Regions from separate parts of the Homo sapiens genome. Here region 2 is linked to region 1. Evidence: chromatin loops called from intact Hi-C (ENCODE). Cell type or tissue: dorsolateral prefrontal cortex. All regions are shown on one strand.

Region 1 (8,000 bases):
TGGCCAGTGATGATGAGCATTTTTTCATGCACACAGACACATTTCTAATATGCTACATCTTACAGTGCTGCTCAAAGGAGGAAAGAGCTAGCCAGGCTTATCAGACAAAAACATAAGAAAATAAATAGAAAATAAGCTTGGCGTGATATTTTGAGGAAATCTCACAGAAGCCTTCATAAGTTCAGCTCATAATGTCTGTGACATATTTCTGTTGCTCAGAAGCCTATTTTATTTTCTATACGTTTGTACTTCTGAAGAGGGAAAGTTCTCAGATAAGTGACAATATAAAACAAAATTTGCTACATCTGCCACGATGGTGACCCCCTGTGTTCCTATCATGTCACTCAAATAGCCAGTCTGAGAAGCAAAATATTACCTACAAATCTCCACTTTTCCTACAACAGATACATTCTACAACATTTCCATTCTACTTGAATCAATACTTCTGTTGATAAAAATATATAGATACTGGTTAAAATATCACTGTAAAGTTGATTCCTTCTCATGTTTTCCATCCCATGAGACTACGTGAGATAGTACTGCATTGATTCTTCTTTGCACAGATACCTTTACCTGATCAAATTCTGACTTTTGAATAGACTTGCTCAGAGAATGTCCGTGAGGCAAACAGCGTGATGGTCTCCATCATTTAGAACTTGCTGCCAATGTGCATGTTCAGCTACTGATAGCAGCATGCTGGAAGAATTTATTTCTCTCTCATAAGAACTTGGTCGATTTTTTCCTGCTCTTAAGATATCATCTTGTCAAAAAAATGAAACCACTCGGAGTCATTCATACACGCAGTTGTTTGCATTATTTGGTCATCCAGGGTTGCTGATTGGGAAAAAAAAAATCCTTATCAATGGTACAGATGGAATTGCTGGGTCATAGGATGCCTCCATTTTCAACTCTAAGATATGATGCCAGTGTGTTCTCTCAATGGCTAAACCAATTAAAAATTCCACCAGCAGCATATTAAAAGTATAGCTACTTCTCACACAAATGGGTGTCCAATTACACTAACAATATTTGGAAACATATATTACATTTGCGTTACTACAATCCATTGAGGAATTTTACCTTTTTAAAGAATTTGTTGACAGATAGATATGCTTCTGCCTGCTCTCTGACCAACCTGCTGAGGAGATACTGGGTCTGGAGATAGTTTGCTTGTGCAAATACAAACAGGAAGCTCCAGAACGCCTGATCTGAATCTCGACCTTCTCTCTGAGTGGACTCCAAATGACCTCTCTTTCTTGCCATTTTCACTGCTGAAGTTGGAAAGTGACTTTGAGGACATTAAAAATTACATTTTTCCAGAATCGTTGATTTGAGTCATGAGTATACCCGTGTAGAAACGATTGGCTGACCATCAAAGATAACTGATCCCTTCCACCGTGCACAGTCGTTGTGGGAAGGGGCTGCCCAGCCCCAGTTCTAGGCAGGACTAGCTCTCACCAAGGGAATGATGCTGTGCTGTTGTCTCCTGCAGGTCAAAATGACTAAGAAACATACGTGTCTTCCACACAGTCACTCTCCCTGACCCATCTGCTGAATGAAAATAACTCTGGGAACTTAGCAGAGGGCAGAGCCACAGGATGAAGGCACCTGGGCTCTGAGTAGCCAATCAGTATGGACCAGGAAACTAAGAGAGAAATATGTTTGTTCGTGTTAATCCTTGAGAAGTGGTGTTAATCTACTATAGCAGCTAACATCACCCAATTAATACAGAAAACATATGCAGCTAAAATAGACTTGAATATATATTTGGAAAAATTTGAATTCTTCCCTTCCATAAAGAAGTATACATATTTGCAGTTCCCAAGTTCACAGATGCAGGATCCAAGGGTCAAGTGTCTTCAAAAGCCAACAGCTTTGAATTTGCTCTTAACCCCTCTTGGACATAGGCTTCTGCGCCATAAAGGCAGTAAAGTCACTGGCCCAGTGCTCAGTACCAGTTGATATTCATTAAATGTCAATTTCCTTCATCTCTTCAGTTTTTAATCTCTAACTAAATAGAGAGATGCTGCTCAGACGCTCTACATTGTGGAGGCATAATCAAATATAAACCACTTGATCAAAAGTAAAAACAGAAGAAGGAAGCCTACATGAAAAGAAAGCACAGAAATCTTTCTTGGCCACAAGTACATAGAAACACCATTTGCTCTTGCCTGATTCTGCTGTTGTCCTTAGTGTATGGTTACTGTTAGACCTTGATACTGGTGTTTTCTTTTGTTTTGTTTTGTGTTGTTTTGTTTTGTTTTGTTCGAGACAGGGTCTTGCCTGTCACTCAGGCTAGAGTGCAGTGGCACAATCTCAGCTCACTGCAGCCTCGACATGCCAGGCTTCAAGCGCTCCTCCTGCCTCAGCCTCCTGAGTAGCTGAGATTACAGGCACACACTACCATGCCCAGCTAGTTTTTTTATTTTTTGTAGAGATGGGGTCCCACTGTGTTGCCCAGGCTGTTCTCAAACTTCTGGGCTCAAGCAATCCTCCCACCTCAGCCTCCCAACGTGCTGGGATTACAGGCGTGAGCCACTATGCCTGTTCCTTGAAATTGTTTTGATCTCTTCAGAAATCATTTTAAGGAAGCAAAGGCCAGCTCACAATATGCTTTTATATTACCTTATCAATTTTGTTTTGTGCTGATTTAAAAGATAATTTTGTCCCAGCTACTATGGAGGCTGAGGTAGGAGAATTGCTTGAACCTAAGAGGAGGAGTTTGCAGTGAGCCGAGATCGTGCCACTGCACTTCATCCAGCCTGGGTGACAGAGTGAGACTGCAGAAAGAAGGAAAAGAAAGGATAGGGAAGGGAACAGAAGGATAGGGAAGGGAAGGGAAAGATAGGGAAGAGAAGGGGAGGGGAGGGGAGGAGAGGAGAGGGGAAGGAAGAGGAGAAGAGAAAGAAAGGAAAGAAAGAAAGAGAAAGAAAGAAAGAAAGAAAGAAAGAAAGAAAGAAAGAAAGAAAGAAAGAAAGAAGGAAAGGAGGGAGGGAGGGAGAGAGAAAGAGAGAAAGAAAGAAAAAGAAAGAGAAAGAAAGAAAAGAAAGAGAGAGAAAGAAAGGAAGGAAGGAAGAAAGAAAGAATCTTTTAAAATTTGATTCTGGGTCATATATCACTAGAAAAAATAATTTTGATGATTTTTCAATTTTTCCAAAAGCAATACTGATAAAGACCCCACATTATCCCCCTACTTTTTTCTTTCAGTTGAAGCCTCTATTTCCAACCAACTTGCTGGCAGAATAGGGTGGTTTTTTAAATCTTTGTCATGTTTTCCTATATGTAAAACTAATTCATACACTTTGTAAAATACATTAAATTCAGACAATAGAGAAGTGCAAAAGAAAAAACAGGGAAATGGGATCATGTTATACATCTAGTTTGCCAATTTGTTTTCTCGATTAAACCATTTATCTTGGGTATCTCTTCATGCCCCTCCTTCCCATGGCAAACACCCTCAATGCATTTAAAGTCCTGAGATTTGGTTAAAAGGTGAAAGTGGACGAGTGATGTTTACGCCAACATTCCTTCAGCGCTGACAGCTAATTCCAGACCAGGTTTCATGAGTGTGGGCAGAAACATGCAGGTCCAAGGAACTCATCTGGGCAGAGATGTGCCCAGGGAGGTGTGAGTTTTCCAAGCTTTATTCAGAGCTGGTTCCCTACAAGGGCGTCTTTGTGGCAGGAACCTGCACGTGAATACTGCCAGAGAGGAGAATGCGAATTACTTGAGTATGACGGTAGCTGTCTGCATGGAGAGAAATCACTTATCATGGAGCTTCTGGATGTGTCAACTCAAAGCTCAGAGCAATTAAACAAGGAAGTGGGACTGAGTCTCAGACACGGGCGGGTACACCAGGGTGAGGATCCCTCCTGCACACACAATAGGCTTGCAGGTCTGTTTCCATCACAAGCCGTACTTAAATAAAAGTGATCTCTCCACAAGGCTGAGATGGGCTGTAGCAGCTGCTGCCGGATCTCTATATTCCACGCAGGTGCCTGCCTGGTTCCCTAAGATCCCTGGGCATTGTACCGGGAGGATGGCACCCAATGGCAAGATTGCCTGTTTCAACAGTGCCATCGTGTGTTAGGACAAGCAACAACAGCCAAAACTCTGGGACACCCTTGTCTTCCGGTTTTCTCTGCTGGAGGAGACAGCATCCAAGAATCAAGGAATATCCCTGAGGGAGGAGAGACGTTGGAGTTATCACAGAAGAAAGGATAGCAGGGGAAAAATACATTCTCACTACAAATGGTATGGGATAATAAAGTGAGCTAAGTTAAATATTAAGATAAATATGTGTCTCAAGGTGATGAATAATAAGAATAAAACGAGCTATCTTTTGTTATGTGCTCTCTATGACTCAGGCATATGAGATGCTTTGCTCATTGACTCTTCACAGCAGAACCTATTAGGCATTTATTTATTTTCCTTATTTGAGGAAACTGAAGATCAGAAACATTAAGGAACTTGCCCAAGTTCCACTTGCAAAGTCATGGTAAAGTGGCCGCTCAAATGTAAAACTGTCTACTCTCAAATCCAGGTTCTTTTCATGATTCCAGAGAATATGGGGGAAATAAAGGAATGAATGTCCGCAGAAGGGAAGGGTCCCTCATTACACTCTCTGGCCCATGTAGGTGTGGAGGGGTCAGGAAAGATCTGAGATTCCTCAAACCCAAGGATAGCATTCCTACCAATTGAGAATTCCAGGTTCCAACATCACCATCTCCAGCCTAAACCTTACAAAATATCTACTCGTTTTCACCTCCAATTTTTTATTATATGTGTTAAAAAAAAATTATGGCAAAGTGTGTCCATCGAGAATATCCTTCTTGTTAAATGTCACACTGATTTCCTGGGCATAATGCCGATCTTGGTTTAATTGATCTTTGTTAATGAAGACAGAGCCTTGTAAAGTACAGTAGTTACATTAAATTGATGTGACCTATCCATCTGCTACTAGCACAAATGTTTGTGACAATAGAAAGAGTTGTCAGAGAGGAAACATCCCAGGGTTTTATTACCGCAGCTAACAACCCAACATAACTCAATGCAAATAAGTCTCATCCTGCCGTTCTGTCTTACTGCTGCTGACATTTTGGTCCCCAGGAGCTTTGATGGGACTGAGGGTATACTAATCTGGGATGATTTGGTTGCAAGGAAGGAAAACACACTAAACTAGTTAATGGGAAATTGTGGGTTTTCTCTGAAAGAATCTTTTGTCAATTTTCCTCCATGGAAACCTTATGGACTCAGAAAGCACCAGGTGTCCAAAAATTCTGTTACAAAGCAAAATGTTAATTAAATCAGACGTCTCTGTGTAAAAGCTAAGATGTAGCTGACAAAAATCAGCTGTTGGAATTTCCTGATGGAAATCAGCTGTTGGAATTTCCTGATGAAATCAGGAAAGTGGTGAGTGGAGGTGGAAGGAAGAGGAGTGAAAATAAACTTATGATACAAAATGGGGAGAGAAGAGATACCATCAATAATTAATGGAATGAGAAAGGTCAAACTGGTAACAACTGAGGAACAAAAATGATGATATAACTGGAGAAGGAAGAGGGGGGCTGGGAAGGTAGATTGTGGTATGTATTGGTTAGCTACTGCTGCATCACAAAGTACCCAAAAATTCAGTGGCTTGATACAACAGTCATTTATGATTGTTCATCCATCTGCAGACATACTATAATTCAACTGATCTACGCTGGGTCTGGCCAGATTGCTTTGCTTCTGTATATGAGTCTATAAGTGACTGGGATGGTGTTGCCCTACATTTTCTATGCTCCTCCCAAGACCAGCAGGCTAGCCAGATGATGACAGAGGTACAACAGAACAGACCCTACTGCACAAGCACTTTTCTTTTTTCTCTCTCTCTTTTGTTTTTGAGACAGGGTCTCACTCTTTCACACAGTTGCCCAGGCTGGAGTGCAGCGGCGCAATCATGGCTCACTGCAACCTCTGCCTTTCGGGTCCAGGTGATTCTCCTGCCTCAGCCTCCCAAGTAGCTGGGATTACAGGCATGTGCCACCATGCCCGGCTAATTTTTATATGTTTAGTAGAGACAGGGTTTCACCATGTTGGCCAGGCTGGCCTTGAACTCCTTGTCTCAAGTGATCCACCTGCCTCGGCCTTCCAAAGTGCTAGGATTACAGGCATGAGCCACCGCACCTGGCCCACAAGCACTTTTCTAACCCCTACTTACATCATACCTGAGAACATCCCATTATCTAAAGCATATCACGTGGCTAAGCCCAAAGTCAAAATCTGGGGATACACAAGTGGGCAGGGCTGCAAAGTCACATGGCAGTGGGCCTGGGGTTAGGGAGGGGTGAAGGCTTGGAACCAGTTGGAGCAGGAAAGGTGGGTGGTGGTACAGGTGAACTAAATTCTCATCAACCACAGCAGAAACCAGTAGATAAAGCCCTACAGGGTTGGTGGTGTAGTAGTACAACTTTACTACTTAGAGAAGCTAATTAACACTCAGAGTCAGAGGACTAAAAATTGAAACAGAGGTGTTTCCTTCTGAAGAGCAGTACTAAGACTAGGAGGGGGAAGTTAAGGTTTATAAACCTTTTATTTGTTTGACTTTTTTTAACTGTATATAATTATTAAAATTTGGTGATTTTTTTGTGTGTGTTTTTTTGTTTTTGTTTTTGTTTAGACAGAGTTTCACTCTGTCGCCCAGGCTGGAGTGCAGTGGCACGGTCTCGGCTCACTGCAACCTCCACCTGCTGGGTTCAAGCGATTCTCCTTACCTCAGCATCCCGATTAGCTGTGATTACAGGCGTGCACCACTATACCCGGCTAATTTTTGTATTTTTAGTAGAGACAGGGTTTCACCATGTTGGCCAGTCTGGTCTTGAAGTCCTGGCTTCAAGTGATCTGCCTGTCTCAGCCTCCCAAAGTGCTGGGATTATAGGGGTGAACAACCACGCCCGGCCATTAAAGATGTTGTTTAAATTAACTTAAAATTTGAAAACAGACACTGTTCACTATGTACAATACAGCAGATCAAAGACAAAGCACAATCTTCTCCCTCAAGGGGTTCACAGTCTCATGAGGAAGATGGACTCTAAACAAAAGCAGCAACACTGCACCTGAAGAGAACACAGTGGACCCGCAGTGAAAAGGAGACGGGCACTCAGTCACTAGGGATTGGTCAGGGAAGACAACAGAGACAGGGACATTTGAACTGAGTCTTACAGTCCAGGAGTCTGAGAACAGACTCTTTACCCTGCCCAAAATCTTTAGAAATGGAGAACCATTTATTTAAGCCTATAGCTATCCTAGAAAGGAAAAAGGAGTGCCCTTGGTGGGTGAGTGTATTAATCGGTTCTCACACTGTGATAAAGAAATACCTGAGTCTGGGTAATTTATAAAGAAAAGAGGTTTAATTGGTTCGTGGTTCTGCAGGCTGTACAGCAAGCATACTGGCTTCTGTTTCTGGGAAGGCTTCAGGAAGCTTCCAATCGTGGCGGAAGGTGAAGGGAGACAGAGGCACTTCAAACAGCCTCTGGAAGAACAGAGATGGGGTGGGGGACGGGGGTGCTACTTACTTTTAAACCACCAGATCTCGTGAGAACTCTATCACCAATACAGCACCAAAAGGGTGGTGCTAAACCATTTATGGTACAAAATGGGGAAAGAAGTGATAGCGTCAATAATTAACGAAATGAGAAAGGTTAAGCTGGTAACAACTGAGGAACAAAAATGGTGATATAACTGGAGAAGGACTGATATAACTGGATATAACCCACCTGCATGATCCAATCACCTCCCACCAGGCCCCGCCTCAAACACTGGGGATTACTATTTGGCGTGAGATTTGTGCAGGAACATTCAGTCCAAACCACATCAGTAGGTAACCATGGTAAGTAGCCAAAATGCAAGGGGTATTCAAATGAAGAAAACACCCACAGCCTGAAATGTACTCAGGAAGCTGCTGCAGCACTTATGGGCATATACCCCAAAGAATGGAAAGAAGGAATTCAAAGAGATAC
Region 2 (8,000 bases), 170 kb before region 1:
CTGCAAAACAAATTAATGTCTCAGAAATGTTTACATCAGTTGGAGATGGTTTTGTTTTGTTTGGGGTCTTTGGTTTTTGTTGGTTGTTTGTTGGTTGCTTGGTTTTGTCCTTTGAAAAAAAAATCTATTATTTATACTTAAAAGCAGGTAGCAGAATTTTTTAATATGAAAAAGAACTACACTAAAATTATGTTGGTGTTTAAAAACTCCAGGTGATATCTTTGCTTCTCAAGCCCTTTCTTCTGTTTGCATATACTCTGTCTCTTTTGGTGCCCTCAGGGTTATATCTGACACAGTTCTAATCATTTCAAATGGCCCTTTAGTTAAACACAAACGTGTAAAACCATTTTTAAGAGCCCCCAGGGACAATTTTTTATGCAGAGGTTCTTTATTTTATATCTCAATTTTATTTACAGTGGCCCTAAATCAGGGGATTGCAAACTGCAGCCCGCAGGCTAAATCTGGCCCACTGACCATTTTTTTGTAAATAAAGTCTAATTGGAACACAGCCCATTTGTTTACGTGTTGTTCAAAGCTGCTATTGTGCTACAGTGACAGAGTTGAGTGATTGTGACAGAGACCATCTGGGTCTGCAAGGTCTACAATATTTACTATCTGGGTCTTTACAGAACTGTTTGCTAGCTCTTGCTCTATAGCAAGTATCGGGGACCTGAATCGCACCAGGTATTTCATAGAGACTGTCCCTACAGTAACCAAATAATTCTCTGTGTTTGTTAATGTCTGTTTGTTCAACTACATGCAAATTATTTGAGAGACAAAAGCTATTTTCTTCCCAGATCCTGAGCACAGAGTCTAGCATAAGGTAAACCAATAAAAGATATTTGTTGAATGAAGGAGCTGAATTGCTAGATAGATTTTGAGCTCTTGAGGGTCATAAGCATGTCCTGGTCTTGAATGAGAATTTGACTTATAGTTAGTTCTCATAACTACATGTTTGCTGCACAATTAATTTCATAGACTCTAAATTTAGAGGGTAGATACATTTTTCAGGACATTTGGTGACTAAAGACAAATGCTTGTCCATATGATGATGAATCTTTTCTACATCACACCATTTGTGCACACCGTCTCTCTAATTTCACAAATCCTCTCTGCCTCAGCCTGATGCTGATGCTTGGCTCTGATGGTGCTGATCTCTTAATTGATTTGCAAAGCTGGTCCTCTATCCTGCAGAATCCATCTGTGCTTCACAGCATGGTTCCCAACAGCCTGCAGGGACTCCACGGGTGTGCTTAAGCCCACCATTCATCCCCAGGGTATGTGGGCATTCAGCCTACTAACATTTATGTACATGAGAAACCAGGAACAGACACCATCGGACTCTGGAAAGACACAGAGAGAAGGACCAAGTGGAAGAGACCAGCCAGAGATCTCTTCCCAAATGTATTTGTCATTTGGACATGGAAGAAGGTTTAATTTGCCACTCCCACATTTGCCACTCCCAAAATGTATTTGTCATTTGGACATCGAAGAAGGTTTAACATGAAGAAGAAAGAAATCTGACTCTCAAGGAGGCAACAAGATCTGGAAAGCAAACTAAGAGCTCAGAAGTCAGATAGACCTCAATAGAAACCTAAGCTCCAATACTTATTAGCTGTGCAAACTTAAGTCAATCAATTGATTTCTCTAAGACAAAAATTCCTTCACAGCAAAATGGGTACATTGTGATATATTTAAAGTGCCTAATAGTGACAGATACTAGATAAATTTTACTTCTCCTTCCCTTTCATTGGAGGGATCATTGGAAATTTCCACTTACCTAGCATTCCTTTTTTGGAACTGGACAGACACATGTCCTTCTCTGCACTGGGCAGGGCAAAACTCACCACGAACACTTCCACCCCATCGGCCATCAGGGCCAAACCCAAGACGAAAAAGAGGATCCACTGGAAGCGGCCATGGCCACACTCATCCATGATGGTCTCGTACTGGTGGGCCAACTGCTCCTCATCTTCCAGCCTCTCAGCCATCAGGTCTGTCTGGCCCCGAAGGCTGTCCATTCTGGAGGGCGCCATCTTGGCCTGCTTGGCCTTGACATCATCTGGGTGAGGGATACCCTGGTACTCGCCCTCATAGATCTCGTCTTCCTCATCATGGCCTTCGGTGACATCACTCTGTGCATCTTCTTCTGGGTTGGACTCATTGCCGCGGTAATAGCCATCACTGGGAGCATAGCCCCCATAATTGTCCTGATACTTGTAGTCATCCATTCCTTGGTTCTGCGACTGCCTGGTTGCCCCTTGAGCTATATCCCTCGCTCTGTGGTAGAGGTTTGGGCTATTTCAATAACCATCATTCATTATGTAGTTCAAATGTGAAATATGTTCATGTGACTTCTTAGGTGAAAGTCACACTGGTTCCCCCCCCCTTTATCTCTCAAATCAACCAGATTTGTGCAAAGACAACCTAAATATCCTTTTGCACTCGATGTCTGTTGGAAGTCTGGAAAGTTTCAAGCTCTGGTCTCCTTCAGAGACTCAGAAGTGTTGCGTTGGGAAGTGTTGATTAGAAATGGATCCAGCTGTTTTTCTTGACAGGGAGCGAGCAGGACTTGGCAGACTGCGTGCTGGCCTGATTTGTCCTGCCACCGAAGGTTATGCTCTGAGAACAGAGAGAAGGGATAGAGAAGAATTTACAAAGGTTGAAATTCTAACAAAATACTCTCAGAATTAAGCCAATATATTTGGTAATGCCAATGCCTCATGTGTAAGGTGGGAGAAATCTTATCAGACATTCAAATTTCTATCAACTGAATGAGGATTGAATCGGTGAGAGTGGAGGCTAAAGGAGAAGGAACCGTGGTCAGAGAGGCCCTTTGAAGCTCTAATTGACCCATGAAATGGGTGCAGCAAACCAGCATGGCACATGTATACATATGTAACGAACCTGCACGTTGTGCACATGTACCCTAGAACTTAAAGTATAATAATAAAAAAATAAAATAAAATAAAATAAAAATGTTATGCAAGAATGAAATATAAAGTGGTCAAGGGATTTATACTCTAAGACAATTTTGTATTATGGATTTTCTGTTAGAACTTATCAAGCCTTTGGCAATAGTGGAGGTTATTATAGCTGTTTCTGCTACGAAAATGCCGCTTTTCTAACTTTGTCGTGAAGTGGCTGTACGATTTAACATCTAGAAATGTATGGCCAAAAAAAATAGCCGGAAACATTTTTCTTGAATCCCAGCTTACTTTTGAGACTCAGCATTGTGGTTCAAAGGCCACTCTGTCCTCATATGAGGCTTAAACAGGCAGGAACAGGGGGCTGAGGATACAGCCAGATGACCTGGGTCTGAAACTCAATTCTGCTGCACAATGGTCCATGTGACCATACACGCATCTTTCCAAGCCTCAATTTTCTCCTGTATAAAATGGGATAACAATAGTACTTAATTCATAAGGTTGTGCATAAAGTACTTAGAATCGTGCCTGGTCTGCACGGGTAAATACTATTTAAGCCTTGACATGAGTGTTGCTTCTTTTTTTTCCCCTAGTTCCAATTCTGGACACCAGGAGGCAATGTTGTCTAGAGCCAAGATCTCATCCTATATCCCAATTCCAATCAGAGTCCCTCTGTTGACTCCTTTGCCCAGTGGATTCTCATTGTGCCTAGAATCTCAGGTTTCACAAGGCTTGGGGCCACCATTTATTGTGGCCTACTGTGTGCCAGAACATGTGCTGAGTGTATCACATCTCTTATCTGTAATTCCCACAACAGCAAAAAAAGAAAGAAAAAAAATCATCTGTATCTTCATTTGAGAGATAATCAAACTGTCTCCGAGTGGGTTAGTAACGCGATCAAGGTCACAGCATTAGGACCAGGTCACTGGTCCCAAAGCCAGCTCGTTCCAATGTCCTCATACTTCCCAGATGCTACCCCGAGGGACTGTCACATTAAATCACCTGGGGAGCTTTAAAAATACAGATTCCCAGAGCGTAATGAAGAAGGGCTGCTTCAAGCTCAGAAATCCAGATTTGCCCACAGCTCTCTCCAAGTGGCTCTGAGGCCCCGCCTCACTGAGTAGCCCCTCAGGGCTAGGCGTCAGCCCCTCCTACACCCCCTACCCCACCCCAGTGCTCCCAGCTGCTGGACCCTCTGATAGGGATAATGCTCGGACCTCACACATTGAGGCTACCAGAGACTCACGCCCCAGGTCAAACCACCTGCCCACAGTACAGACCCCATCAACCTTTACAGGCCTCCCTGTCACACCTGAAATCCACTGTCCTTTCAGCATGCTCAGCAGATGTCACCTCACAAAGGATTGGATACATTTGTCCTCACCATGGCTACTTGACTCCTCCCTCTGCCCACAGCCCATCCCTGGGCCCTCTGCCCCACACCTGCTTCCTGGCCCTCCTGGTCTTCAGCCCTGGACAGACTCCAGCACTGAAACCCATCTGACTCAGACAATACAATGCATTTCCTTCTGAGAGGATGGAAACCAGTGGTTCTCAAACATTACAGGGTGAAGCACCACTCAGAACGTGGGCGGCTCAACAGAAATGCCAATTCCAGGACCCCTCCCTGAAAGACACTGAATCTGCAGGATAGGGCAGGGCCCTGCAATCTGCATTTTCCACAAATAACACACGGAATCCAGGACTGCACTTTGAGAAACAGTGCCAAAGAAGCCAGCAAGAAATACTTACTAAGAAATGATTCGCACTCTACTCTTTCCGATTTTTCACCATCTCCAGTAAATAAATTTCTATTAGACCATGTTGGCCTGAACCACGTCAGATTAATATTCTAAATCTGTTTTTATTACATCTATTTAGGGACCACCGGCGGAATATAAGTCACATGTAAACAGCAGGAGAGTTTGCAGAGCGCTATAAAAACATGGAAAGAACGCCACCTGACTGAGATCTGGTGTGTTATTTCCATCCTGGGGGCCCTATAACAACGTCGTGAACCAGAAATGATAGACTTGCAATTCCAAAAGCACTTGTGGGACTCACCACCCAGGGCAAAGGTTCTGGGAGCTGCTTTGCAGAAAGAAGAGGATCTTCGTCAAAACTAACTCCACTCACCTGATTCAGTTAAAAGACCTGCTGTGAATGTCAAGTGCAGTGGAGTAAAGGGGAATCACTGTCCAGTGAGTGTTCATTTCTATTTCATTTAAGAAACACAACTATTAATCATTTTCAATGGTACTGGCTGAATTGTGTCCCTATAGCGTGAAGGTATGTTGAAGTTCTGACTGCCGGCACCTCAAAATGTGATCTTATTTGGAAATAGAGTCTTTCCAGAGGTAATCAAGTTAAGATGAGATCATTCGGATGGCTCCTAATCCAATATGACTGGTGTCTTCACAAAAGGACACAGAGACAGACACGCTCAAAAGGAAGACAAAGTGAAGACCCAAGACAAATGCCATCTACAAGCCTAAGGCTTCCCAACCTGCAACAGATTCTCTCTCACAGCTCTCAGAAGGAATCAACTGTGTTGACACCCTGATTCTGAACATCTAAGCTCCAGAGGTATGAAACAAATATTTTTTATGACAGGCCCAGGAAACGAATACATTCAACAAGCCTAGTGTTTATGAAATAACAACATCAAACAGCTATGATAAAACAACCACAAGTGCAACTGAATTGAGTACTAAGGTGAGCATTTTATAAGCAATACCTCATTTATTCTTACAGCCAATGGTAAAACAAGATTGTTCTCTCCGTTACACAGATTAAGAAACTGAGGACTAAGAAGATTGAAAAATGTGCCCAAATTAACACAGAGAATCAATATCAGGGCTTGGCTTTGAAATCCACGTTCAAACAGAATGTTAGGGATGATACAGAGTGAAAGAAACTAAGACGCCAAGAAGATAAGTCAAGGTCACACGCAGAGTCGCTGGCAGAGCTCACATTGACACTGAGTTTCCAACTCTTTGGTTAGGGTTTGCTCACCCATCTTCAACAAACATGTCCTGGGATCTTGATGCTGAAGGCATTACAGGACTATGACATGACTTGATCCCCATTCTCAGAAGATCTACCCCTAATGAGAGAGTTAGATTAAAACAACACAAAGCATCGTGTGGTAATAAAAATTACAATCTTGATTATTAATAATAGTATCTTTCATTTATTGAATACTTGCTTTGAGGCTTCGTGCCAGCGTCTGTGCTAAGTTTACCATGTGCTTTACATCTTTTAACCTGCACAACGACCGTATGAGGTGGGACTATTATTGCGCCCATTTTACAGAAAATAAGACTGAGGCTGAAGAACTTAGATAGACGACACAGGGCCACAAATATTTGTTCTCCAAGGGGTTCCAAAGGAAGGAGGGATCCTAGGGGCTGGGATCTGCTGAAATAGTATCCTAGAGGTAGTGGGGACGTCCAAAGGCAGGAAAGGGCTCAGAGAAACAAACAATGGAGAGGAAGGCACTGCAGGCTGGAGGACAAGGCTATGCAGAGGCATGGAGGCAGGATGGCTTTGCTTGTCTTGGCAGAATGAAGAGACCAGGTGGCCTACAGCAGTTGATCCAAGAGTGGGAGGTTATGGGAGACATGATGCGGAAGGAAACAGAAGTCAAGTCTGAATACCCTGCTCAGGGTTTGAAATTTTCTTTGAGAAAAGAGAGCCAGTGAAGGTTGTTAAACTGGACACAGCAGTGCAGTGCAGCAGGGCAGGGCTCTGGAAAGGTCCTCCTGGTGGGGATGTGGTCCTGGTTTTTAATAAAAAATCTAACGGCAATGAAACCAGGTAGAAGCTTTCATGTATGCACGTGTGTGTGTGTGTGTGTGTGTGTGTGTGTGTGCGCACATGCTTGGTAATAGTCCACAGGTGAGGTGAGGCCTGGACAAAGGTGGTGGCCATGGGGCTGGAAGGACAGACACAAGGGGACTCCCACAGGAGAACAAGTGGTGCATTTCCTATCAGGTGAGAAGGAAAGGCCGAGAGTGACTAGAACAATGATGACCCTAAGGAGCCAAATTCTGGACTGGAAACCTTTCCAGCATCCTATAATTCCTGTGTAATTAAGATTTAAAAAAAATATTTTTTCAGGCTGATCCACCATTTTGGTATGATTATGGGATGTACAACAGTGACTCTGGTCTTAGAGGGTCCAGGTTCCAATCCTGACTCTGCCACATCTACTACCTGCGTGCAAGCTATTAACTGCTCTGTGCCCCAGTTTCCTCATCTGTAAAATGGTTATAGTAGGGTCATTGTGAGAATTCAGTTGAGATCATCCATGAAGAGTGCTCAGCACAGTGTCTGGTACAGATGTGATCAATTTAAATCCGATCTAATAGCTATTATTGTTGTGGTCATCATAATTATTGTCTGGGCATGAGGGCTCACACCTGTAATCCCAGTATTTTAGGAGGCTGAGGTGGGAGGATTGCTTGATTCCAGGAGTTTGAGACCAGCCTGAGCAACATGGTGAAATCCTGTCTCTACAAAAAAATACAAAAAGTCAGCCAGGCATGGTTGCACACACCTGTAATCCCAGCTCCTCAGGAGGCAGAGGAAGGAAGATCACTTGATCCCAGGAGGCGGAGGTTGCAGTGAGCCAAGATCATGTCACTGCCCTCCAGCCTGGGTGAAAGAGAGAGACCCCTGTCTCAAAAAAATAAAATAAAATAAAATAATAAACATGAAAAATAAAAATTATGATTATTATCTAAGTATTGACAATTAAAATGTAGCCAAGTTCTAAGCTTGAGCCTAGCCTCATGCCCCATGAGATTTGGGGCCCATCAGGGCTGGGCTAGGAAACCACATACAGAGAAAAACAAACAAATATTGAGTTACTCCTAAAAACAACTACCTCCCATGCTGCTAACCTCTTAAGCATCCTCCTTTAACTTTTACATTCTATTAGCCTCCGCATCTATGCTATATGACTCAAAATCATTGTGCAGCAAACTCTTGCTTATTACTAAATATCACAGAAAACAAAGTTAAAAATATTACAATCAAATGATGTAATGCTTCCCAAAATCTGTTCTG

What was found. A loop is a pair of places that touch in the nucleus more often than their neighbours do. Peaks named below come from ENCODE experiments on the same cell type or tissue, not always from the same donor. Only the 100,000 strongest peaks of a DNase experiment are listed, where the experiment ranks them.
Region 2: a loop joins it to region 1, with 12 times the contacts of the local background. A loop is called at or near these places in 74 of 110 quality-filtered maps.

What each region holds. Positions count from the first base shown.
Region 1 is chr15:91,052,116-91,060,115 of GRCh38, reverse strand. No RefSeq gene overlaps it. Among named protein-coding and RNA genes, the nearest start is that of VPS33B-DT, 33 kb to the right of the region's middle. In dorsolateral prefrontal cortex, CTCF peaks have their summits at 3,879 and 4,078; a DNase peak (open chromatin) is centred at 4,045; H3K4me3 peaks cover 773 bases; H3K27ac peaks cover 448 bases.
Region 2 is chr15:91,220,495-91,228,494 of GRCh38, reverse strand. It overlaps SV2B (synaptic vesicle glycoprotein 2B), which reads right to left. Exons shown (of 13, transcript NM_001323032.3): 2 at 1,781-2,622. The coding sequence starts at 2,231. Among named protein-coding and RNA genes, the nearest start is that of SV2B, 120 kb to the right of the region's middle. In dorsolateral prefrontal cortex, CTCF peaks have their summits at 3,331 and 3,537 (motif pointing right); no DNase peak of the experiment used is centred here; H3K27ac peaks cover 501 bases.